Linked DNA regions of Homo sapiens: region 2 is linked to region 1. The links are chromatin contacts, found by Hi-C or POLR2A ChIA-PET in ENCODE. All regions are on one chromosome and are shown on one strand. Each heading gives the region's core, a stretch centred on a gene start or an enhancer-like site at or near the end of the contact. The rest is flanking DNA. Distances are from core to core; before and after follow the strand shown. Region 1 holds the start of ERCC2 (ERCC excision repair 2, TFIIH core complex helicase subunit). Region 2 holds the start of RTN2 (reticulon 2).

The links. A loop is a pair of places that touch in the nucleus more often than their neighbours do. ChIA-PET counts read pairs that join two places held with the same protein, here RNA polymerase II (POLR2A). Pooled maps may share reads with other maps.
Region 2: a pooled map shows a loop between it and region 1 (4-fold over the local background). The contact joins the promoter of RTN2 here to the promoter of ERCC2 in region 1. A Hi-C loop is called at or near these places in 2 of 168 maps with a recorded cell type or tissue (CD8-positive, alpha-beta T cell and naive thymus-derived CD4-positive, alpha-beta T cell), 1 of 37 single-sample maps with no recorded cell type and 10 of 50 pooled maps. POLR2A ChIA-PET finds 5 or more read pairs at or near these places in 7 of 52 experiments (GM12878, H1, HCT116 and 4 more).

What each region holds. Positions count from the first base shown.
Region 1 is chr19:45,369,323-45,374,131 of GRCh38, forward strand. It overlaps ERCC2 (ERCC excision repair 2, TFIIH core complex helicase subunit), which reads right to left and starts at 1,251. Exons shown (of 23, transcript NM_000400.4): 1 at 1,214-1,251; 2 at 811-910. The coding sequence starts at 1,218. RefSeq lists enhancers at 5-846, 1,465-1,544.
Region 2 is chr19:45,495,028-45,499,836 of GRCh38, forward strand. RTN2 (reticulon 2) reads right to left here and starts at 2,020. Exons shown (of 11, transcript NM_005619.5): 1 at 1,765-2,020; 2 at 68-112. The coding sequence starts at 1,798. It overlaps PPM1N (protein phosphatase, Mg2+/Mn2+ dependent 1N (putative)), which reads left to right and starts at 3,416. Exons shown (of 5, transcript NM_001080401.2): 1 at 3,416-4,384. The coding sequence starts at 3,446. RefSeq lists silencers at 1,919-2,228, 3,644-3,713.

The sequences.
Region 1 (4,809 bases), core at 1-2,500:
GTCTTAGGCAAGTACCTTCACCTCCCCAGACCTCAGTATCCCTATCTCTAAAATGAGCCTAAAGCCAGGCGTGGTGGCTCACACCTGTAATCCCAGCACTTTGGGAGGCTGAGGCAGGTGAACCACCTGAGGTCAGAAGTTCAAGACCAGCTGGGCCAACAAGGTGAAACCCCGTCTCTACTAAAAATACAAAAAATTAGCCAGATGTGGTGGCGCGCACCTGTAATTCAATCTCAAAAATAAATAAATAAAATAAAATGGGCCTAATAATAAAACCTTCCTCATAACATGACTATGAGGATTGTGAGAAATTGCAGGTTAAATATTTGGCACAGTAGCTGATATATAGTGAACTTTTCTCCCTTCTTTTTTAAGAGACAAGTGTCACTATTGCCCAGGCTGGAATGCAGTGGCACAATCATGGCTCACTGCAGCCTCCAACTCCTGGCCTCAAGCGATCCTCCTGCCTCAGCCTCCCGAGTAGGTGGGATTACAGGCGCCCGCCACCACACCTGGCTAATTTTTGTATTTTTAGTACAGACGGGGTTTCACCGTGTTGGCCAGGCTGGTCTCCAACTCCTGACCTCAAGTGATCCGCCCGCCTCGTCCTCCCAAAGCTCTGGGATTACAGGCGCGAGCCACCGCGCCCAGCCTATTCACCATTATTGTTTTAGATAACGGAAGATTATGGGGTCCTGGATTCCCAGGGACCTCGGACTTCTAAAATCCAGACGTCCTGCAATCTGTCTTAGGCCCAGGCGTGGCAGCCCCACCGGTCGAGTGGGCGGGTCGGGCCCACCGGCCACCCACCTTGGCGTCCAGCGTGCGTTTGAGCTCCCGCATGTAGGAGAACTGCTCGGGGTAGATGTAGTCGTACGGGAAGTAGACCAGGAGCCCGTCCACGTTGAGCCTGGCGGCAGGGGCTGCTGGGTCAGTTCCCGTCCCCTCAGCCCCTCTCCCGCCTCCACAGTGCCCGGTCGTCGAGCCCAGAGAAGGGTGACGGGCCCGGCGCCCCCGGTAACCCTCAGGTCCTCAGGAGCCTCGGGGCCCCCTCAGTGTCTCCTCGCTATCACTGCTGCTCCCTGCGGCTGCCCCCGTCCCACCCCTTCACCCTCCCCTCGCCCCCTTGGGGACCCAGGCGCGCCCACCGATGACCCCATCTTCAAGACCCCCCGCGCCCGCTAGCGAGCGCGACCCCCAGCCCCCTTCTCACTTCATGGCGCCGGCCGGACTGTGCAGCGGGGTCGACCCGCCTCCCTCATGAATATTCAGCGAGAGGCCGGGTCGTGGACATCCTCGAGGGCTCGCTCCACCTATATTACGAGACCATTGGCTAACCTGCCCGTCAATCCGCTAGGGCAGAGCCAATCGGGATACTGCGCGTGCGCACGGAAAAGCGAGGGCGGCTGACTCTCGGGTGAGGCGGTGCGGGAGGCGTCACTGAGGATCGTCGAGGGCCAATCAAAAAGAAAACATGGAAGGGAAAGAGCCGAGAGACTCGATCTCATTCACTAGAATTTGGTCCTCCTGCGCCTGCCAAGATTGTCTGAGTATTGATCGAACCCAGGAGTTCGAGATCAGCTTGAGCAAGATAGCGAGAACCCCCGCCCCTCCACCTCGTCTCAAAAAAAAAAAAAAATCGTCTCAGTAGCGAATAGTCTAACGGAGAATGACAGGGAAATTGGTGATCCTTTCTGGGCCCAAGAGTTAGAAATGGCTTTGCAGGCCGGGCGCGGTGGCTCAAGCCTGTAATCCCAGCACTTTGGGAGGCTGAGGCAGGTGGATCACCTGAGGTCGGGAGTTCAAGACCAGCCTGACCAACATGGAGAAAACCTGTCTCTACTAAAGATACAAAATTAGCCGGGCGTGCTGGCAAATGCTTGTAATCCCAGCTACTCGGGAGGCTGAAGCAGGAGAATTGCTTGAACCTGGGAGGCAGAGGTTGCAGTGAGCAGAGATGGCGCCGTCGCACTCTAGCCTGGGCAACAAAAGCGAAACTCCATTTCAAATATTAATAATAATAACTAATAAATAAAACATAAATGCTAGCTTTTGTTTGTTTCTTCAACAAATAGCTATGTGGCATCTACCATGTGTCTGATCCTGTGCTGGCCCCTGGGAACAGAAAGGTGACCATGACAGCCTCAGCACCTGCCCTCAAAGAACAGATTTTTTTCCTTGAGACAGGGTCTTTCTCTGTCGCCAAGGCTGGAGTGCAGTGGCACAGTCACAGCTCACTGCAGCCTCCACCTCTTGGGCTCAAGCGATCCTCCCACCTCAGCTTCCAGAGTAGCTGGGACCACAGGTGTGCACCACCAAGCCCAGCTAAGTTTTATTTTTTAAATTTTTTTAGAGACGAGGTCTCACCACGTTGCCCAGGCTGGTTAAACTCGCAGGTTCAAGTGATCCTCTCCCCTCAGCCTTTCAAATTGTTGGGATTACAGGGGTGAGGCACCAGGCCTGGCCTCAAAGAACAGATATTAAATATACAAATGAATATATGATTACAGCCTGGAGTGGTGGCTCGTGCCTGTGGTTCCAACACTTTGGAAGGCCAAGGCGAGTACATTGCTTGAGCTCAGGAGCTAGAGACCAGCCTGGGCAACATGGTGAAAACCCGTCTCTACAAAAAATGCAAAAATTAGCTGGGCGTGGTGGCGTGCACCTGTAGTCCCAGATACTCAGGAGGCTGAGGTGGGAGAATCACCTGGGCCTGGGAGGCAGAGGTTGCAATGGGCAGTGATTGTGCCACTGCACTCCAGCCTGGGCAACAGGAGTGAAAACCTATCTCAAATGTGTGTGTGTGTGTGTGTGTGTGTGTGTGTGCGCACGTGTATAATCACAAGTACAAAAGTGCTGTGAAGGAAAACTTCAAGTCACCATAAAGATTGATTATGGGCTGGGTGCAGTGGCTCATGCCTGTAATCCCAGCACTTTGGGAGGCCAAGGCAGATGGATCACGAGGTCAGGAGTTCAAGACCAGCCTGGTCAACATGGTGAAACCCTATCTCTACTAAAAAAAAAAAAAAAAAAAAAAAAGCCAGGCATAGTGGCATGCATCTGTAATCCCATCTACTCGGGAGGCTAAAGCAGGAGAATTGCTTGAACCCAGGAGGCAGAAGTGAGCCAAGATCACGCCACTGCACTCCAGCCTGCGTGACAGAGCAAGACTCCGTCCCAGAAAAAGAAAAAAAAAAAAGACTTATTATGACAGGATGTCTACTGTCAACTGTGGGGTGTGAGTGTTGGCCAAGTGATCAGAGAAGGCTTCGTGGAAGAAGCGAGGTTTGAGTAGAGCCAGAAAATAATTAGAAGAGATCAACCAGCAAGAGGGGATGGATGAGAGAAGTGAGAAAGGTGTTCCAGGGAGAGAGACCATCATACACAAAAGCTCTAGGCCAGAAGAAAGCTGAGGCCTGTGAGTGCTGAAAGGAAGCCTGTGGGGGTGGAGCTCTGAGTTGAGCACAGGGAGCAGAGAAAGGGCAGCTGGAGGGGAAGGCAGGGGCAGATCGAAATCTCTTTTTTAAATTAATTAATTCTTAATTTATTTATTTTTGAGACAAGGTCTCACTCTTTCGCCCAGACTGGAGTACAGTGGCACAATCTCAGCGCACCGCAACCTCTGCCACCCAGGCTCAAGCAATTCTCTGGCCTCAGCCTCCCTAGTAGCTGGGATTACAGGTGCGCACCACTACTGCCCAGCTAATTTTTATACTTTTAGTAGAAACGGGGTTTCACTATGTTGGCCAGGCTGGCCTCAAACTCCTGACCTCAAAAGATCCACCCACTTCAGCCTCCCAAAGTGCTGGGATTACAGGTGTGAGCCACCCTTCCCGGCTGTATTTTTGGAGACAGAGTCTTGCTCTGTCCCAGCCTGGAGTATGGTGGTGTGAATTTGGCTCATTGCCACCTTGACCTCCAGGGCTCAAGTGATCCTCCCACCTCAGCCTCCTGAGTAGCTGGGACTGCGGGTACACGACACCACGCCTGGTTAATTTTTTTTAATTTTTTGTAGAGACGAGGGTATCTCACTATGTTGTCCAGGCTGGTTGAACTCCTGAGCTCAAGCAATTCTCCCACCTCAGCCTCCCAAAGTGGTGGGATTACAGACGTGAGCCACTGTGCCCGGCTTAATTTATTTACATAAATTTTTTTATGTTTACTTTTCTATCTCCTACAGGAAGAAAATATATTTTGTTATTGACAGGGTCTCGCTATGTTGCCCAGGCTGGTATTGGGCTCAAGCCATCCTGTTCCCTCAGCCTCCCAAAGTACTGGGATTACAAGCGTGAGCCTCTGCATCCAGCCCAGATCCAAAATCTTTACTGTCACCTACAGAGTCCTCTGTAACTAGCTTACTGCTCATCATCCCCATACCAACCCACCTTACTGCTCTGATCTCCTCCTCTCTCTCCCCCAGCTCATTTTGTTTCAGCTATGCTGGTCTCCTTGCTGTCTCTAAAACATAACAAGCACATCCCATCTCAGGGCCTTTGCACCAGCTATTTTGTCTGCCTGGAATGCTGTTTCCCCTGATAGCCATGTGGCTGACACACTCACCTCCCTCAGCTCTTTGCTCAATTGTCAACTTCTCGGCCCGGCATGGTGGCTCACACCTGTAATCCTACCACTTTGGGAGGCTGAGGTGGGCAGATCACCTGAGATCAGGAGTTCGAGACCAGCCTGGCCAAGATGGTGAAATCCCGTCTCTACTAAAAATACAAAAATTGGCAAAGCATGGTAGCACATACCAGTAATCCTAGCTACCCGGGAGGCTGAGGCAGGAGAATTGCTGGAACCCGGGAGGCA
Region 2 (4,809 bases), core at 770-3,269, 130 kb after region 1:
TTGTTTCCCTCAGCAGGTCCCTGAGCTGCCCAGCCCTGAGCCCCTTCACATGCTCCCCACCACTTACCTTCTGTGGAATCAGGAGTTGAGGAGGCTGTAGACGGAGCTTCTTCTGCGAGAGGGAAAGAATCGAAGACTCTTAGAAGCTTAGACTGTCCGAATCACAGAAGTGTCCCAGTCCTGGAATCTTAGAATATTTGAATCACGGGATTTTTAGAACATTCTGCACACAGACTCTAAAACCTAGCATCACTGCCTGATGAAGCTCAGAGTCTTTGAAGTCCAAATCCAGGAATCTTAATCTTAGAGTCTTCAAAGTAGGAATCTTAGGAGGTTTCAATTCATTCATTCGTTCAACAACCACTTATTGAGCACCTACTATGTGCCAGGCACTGTTCTAGGTCCTGGGGATACAGCTGTGAAGAAAACAGACAAAATCCCTGCCCTCCTAGAGCTGACACTCTTTGGGATAGACAAACAATAAACAAGTGAATATATGACGTCGGGTGCAGATGAGCATAGGGAGCAAAGTAAAGAAGGGTAGGGGAAGAGAAAGTGAAGGGGTGCTGTTTCTCATAGGGTGGTCAAGAAGGCTTCTCTGATAAGATGACGTTTGAGCAGAGATCTGAAGGAAGTGAGGAAGCCATGCAGATGTTCAGGGACGTCTTCCAGGTAGAGAAGAAAGCCAGTGCAAAGGCCCTGAGCCAGGCACCATGCTTGGCATCTGAGGAACTGAGAGGTGCGAAGATATGACTGGAGAAGAGTGACTGAGGAGGAGAGGAGTGGGAGGTGAGAACAGAGAGGTAAGGGCGGTGGGGAGAGACAGACGAGGTGGTCCTCCCTTTGTAATCTGAAGTTAACGACAAGATCATAGAATGTTGGGATGATACTCGAAAATGCTGAAATCACCAATTCTTAGAATTTTGGCATCTGGACACGCGAGACATGGAAATGGCTAGATCTAAGGGTGTTGAAATCCCCAGCTGTCAGAACCCCCATGTGTGGGACAGAGAACGGTAGACATGGACTGTTATAGCTGTGAGCTCAGAGATTGTGAGGCTAGGCGTTTTCAGCTGGGAATCCAGCCCCTTAGAGCTAGTTCAGAGCTTTGCACATAGATGATGCTCAATGCGGTTTGGAAATTGAAATCTGACGCCCTGTGCCCTCACCTCGTTTCCTCAGCTGGGGAATAGGAGGCCTGGAATGGTGTGGGTCTTCCCCAGGATTACCATTAACCAGTGGTAAAGACCGCTAAGAACCCATGAGTCCTTGCCCCCAAACCACGGATGGCTGTTTTCCCGGGACAGGGTTGGACAGTTTGGGCGAGGTCGGGGCTGCCTCTTGGACAGAAAACGGGGATGGGATGCGAAGGCAAGTGATTGGGAGCCAGACCCCTGTTTTCCATCCTGGCTCTACCCTCCGTTCAACCCCCTCCCCGCCAGCTGCGGCCAGCACCAGAGCCAGGGGACAGCTCCCCGCGCGCGTCCTCGCTCCCGGGCGGGGCCGGGCGGTACGTCCCAGAGCGCAGCGCGCCCCCCGCCTGCTGTCTCAGTGCCCCCTCACCTCCGCCCTGTTTCGTCCAGGTCCTCCGGGTCAGGCTACCCCCGTCGCCGCCAGAGCGCGGGGGAGGGGAGAGCTTCCTTTGTCTCCTATGCCTCCTCCCCCCATCCCGGCTCTCCTGCGGGCAAGCGCCGAGGGGACACCGGGGAGTACCCCACCTGAACCTCTGGGGCCCACACCAGGCCCCAGTCTTCCTCTACTCACTGCAGTGGGCGAAGACCGGCAGGACCTGCCCCATGGCCCCCCTCGGGCCTGCATCGGGACCCCCGCCCACTCCGGCTGTGCCGCCCTGGGCCCGGGGTCGCGGGCGCTCATCTCCGCCGCGCCCACGACGCCGCTGCCATTCTCGCCGCCTCCTCCTCCCGGGCTGCTCCAGCCGCCGCCGCCGCCGCCGCCGCCGCCGCCGCCCTGGTGCTCGGCTCGGCGGGGGCGGGCGGGGCCGAGGTGGGGAAGGCACTGCAGCGCGCGGCCGGGGGCGGGGCCAGAAGACGGGCGGGGCGGTACCAGAGGGAGGGTGAGGGGCGGGGAAACGCCGAGGATCAGGCGGAGGGGCGTGGCCTTCTTACTAAAGGGGCGGAACCAAGAGGGTGGGCTACGGAGCCAGGAAGGAGGGGAAAGCGGCCTGAAGGGCGGGGCCTAGATCGCAGAGGGCGCAGCCTTTAGGGGAAGAGGGAAGGAGGCCTGGAGTCTGGCGAGGGACTTGGGAGAGGATGGTGAACGAGCCACGGCAGAGAGGATGAGAGCGTGGATCCCTGGGTGGGTTGGGGTGGTGCTCGGGGTGCCATTGAGGAGGGGGTGGAAAGATTCTAATGCTCTGAGGTAGGGTCCGAGCCTAGATTTGCAGAGGGAGCGAGAAAGGGGGCCGAATGAAACGATTCAGAAACTTTTGGGGCACGCGGAGGAGCTCAAACGTGGGCAGGGCTAAAGCAACAGGGAATTATTCAAATATAACTGGGTGGGGTCGGATTCCAGGCGATTCCAGGTCTGCGAAAATTAGAAGGGTCTGGAGCTGTGTGCCTGAATCCTGGATGGGCGGGGCCTGGAAGAGAAAATAAGCGAAGCCCCAGAGGGGAGGGGTCGAACTAAAAACAGTAAAGAAAAAAAAAATATGTATATATATATATATATATATATATATATATATATATATATATCTTTTTGAGACAGGGTCTCGCTCTGTTGCCCAGGCTGGAGTGCAGTGATACGATCACGGCTCACTGCAGCCTCGACCTCCCGGGCTCAGGTGATCCTCCCACCTAAGCCTCCTGAGTAGCTGGGATCACAGGTGTGTTCCACCGCGCCTGGCTAAATGTTAATTTTTGTAGAGACGGGGTCTCGCTATGTTTCCCAGGCTGGTCTCAAACTCCTGGGCTTAAGCGATCCGCCTGCCTCGGCCTCCCTAAGTGCTGGGGTTATAGGCGTGAGCCACCGCGCCCGGCCAAGTATGGTATTTACAGGTTTTGAGGCTGGGGGCTGTACCACTGAGGTGGGAGGAGCTTGGACTGAGTGTTGTGTTGAGAACACAGATTCTAGAATTAGTTTCCCTGGAACACCGGTTACTTCTGTGACTCTGTTTCTTCTTCCATATGTAAACTGGAGATGATGATGTATAACAGTGTGTGACACATTAGTACTATGTAATAGTTTGCCACTGGTACAGTATTATCTTTTTTCTTTTTTTTTCCTGATTCAGATCCCAAACCCCGCTTTGTAGGTGCAGGAAACAGGAGACCCAGAAGTGTAATTCCTTCTAGTGACCCGCCTAAAGAGCAGGTCAAAGGACAGGAAGGAGATTTAGATGGTTTAAAATCTCACAGCGGAGGGGATTAATGGAGGGGGCGGGCAGGTGTACAGGGTGGAGCCTTCCTGATCCCAGGGCTGAAGGATGGCGGTCCTGGCCCGCCAGCTGCAGCGTCTCCTCTGGACCGCTTGCAAGAAAAAGGAGAGGGAGAAGGAGGGGAGGGAGGAAGAGGAGGAGGAGGAGGCGGGGCGCAGGGCCCCCGAAGGGCCTCGGTCTCTGTTGACAGCGCCGCGCCGCGCCCAGCGGCCGCACGGGGGTGCCGAGGCGTCTGGGGGCCTGCGCTTCGGGGCGAGCGCAGCGCAAGGCTGGCGCGCGCGCATGGAGGATGCTCACTGCACTTGGCTTTCGTTACCTGGTCTGCCCCCGGGCTGGGCCTTGTTTGCCGTCCTCGACGGCCACGGTGGGGCTCGAGCTGCCCGCTTCGGTGCACGCCATTTGCCAGGCCATGTGCTCCAGGAGCTGGGCCCGGAGCCTAGCGAGCCCGAGGGCGTGCGCGAGGCGCTGCGCCGAGCCTTCTTGAGCGCCGACGAGCGCCTGCGCTCCCTCTGGCCCCGCGTGGAAACGGGCGGCTGCACGGCCGTGGTGTTGCTGGTCTCCCCGCGGTTTCTGTACCTGGCGCACTGCGGTGACTCCCGCGCGGTGCTGAGCCGCGCTGGCGCCGTGGCCTTCAGCACAGAGGACCACCGGCCCCTTCGACCCCGGGAACGCGAGCGCATCCACGCCGCTGGCGGCACCATCCGCCGCCGCCGCGTCGAGGGCTCTCTGGCCGTGTCGCGAGCGTTGGGCGACTTTACCTACAAGGAGGCTCCGGGGAGGCCCCCCGAGCTACAGCTCGTTTCTGCGGAGCCAGAGGTGGCCGCACTGGCACGCCAGGCTGAGGACGAGTTCATGCTCCTGGCCTCTGATGGCGTCTGGGACACTGTGTCTGGTGCTGCCCTGGCGGGACTGGTGGCTTCACGCCTCCGCTTGGGCCTGGCCCCAGAGCTTCTCTGCGCGCAGCTGTTGGACACGTGTCTGTGCAAGGTCCTGGGGGCGTGGCGTGGTACCTTTGGGGCTTGGTGCAGCAGAGGGAGAGAGCCTCGGGGTTTTGGGGAGGAGGGCTTTGATAGAGAGGCAAGAGTAAAGCTAGCAAAGGAGGGGATAGGACTCAAGCGAAGGGCGTGGCCTGAAGTGGGCAGGGCCAAAATACAGGGGCGGAGCCTGAGGGATGCTTTGAGGCACGGGAGAGTTAGTGGAAGGGACTTAAGAGAAAGGGCGTGGTCTTTTGGAAAGGGGCGATTCTGGGTCGTAGGAGCCGGGCCGGAAGTATTGATTAGTGCTGGAAGGTGGAAGAGCAGGTAAACATCAGAGCGGGCGGAGCTTTAGGGAAAAGGCATTGTTCTCTCAATTGGGAGCGCCTAGGACCGGGTTTGGTCCCAGTAAGAGAGGATTGGCAGGTGGGTGGGACG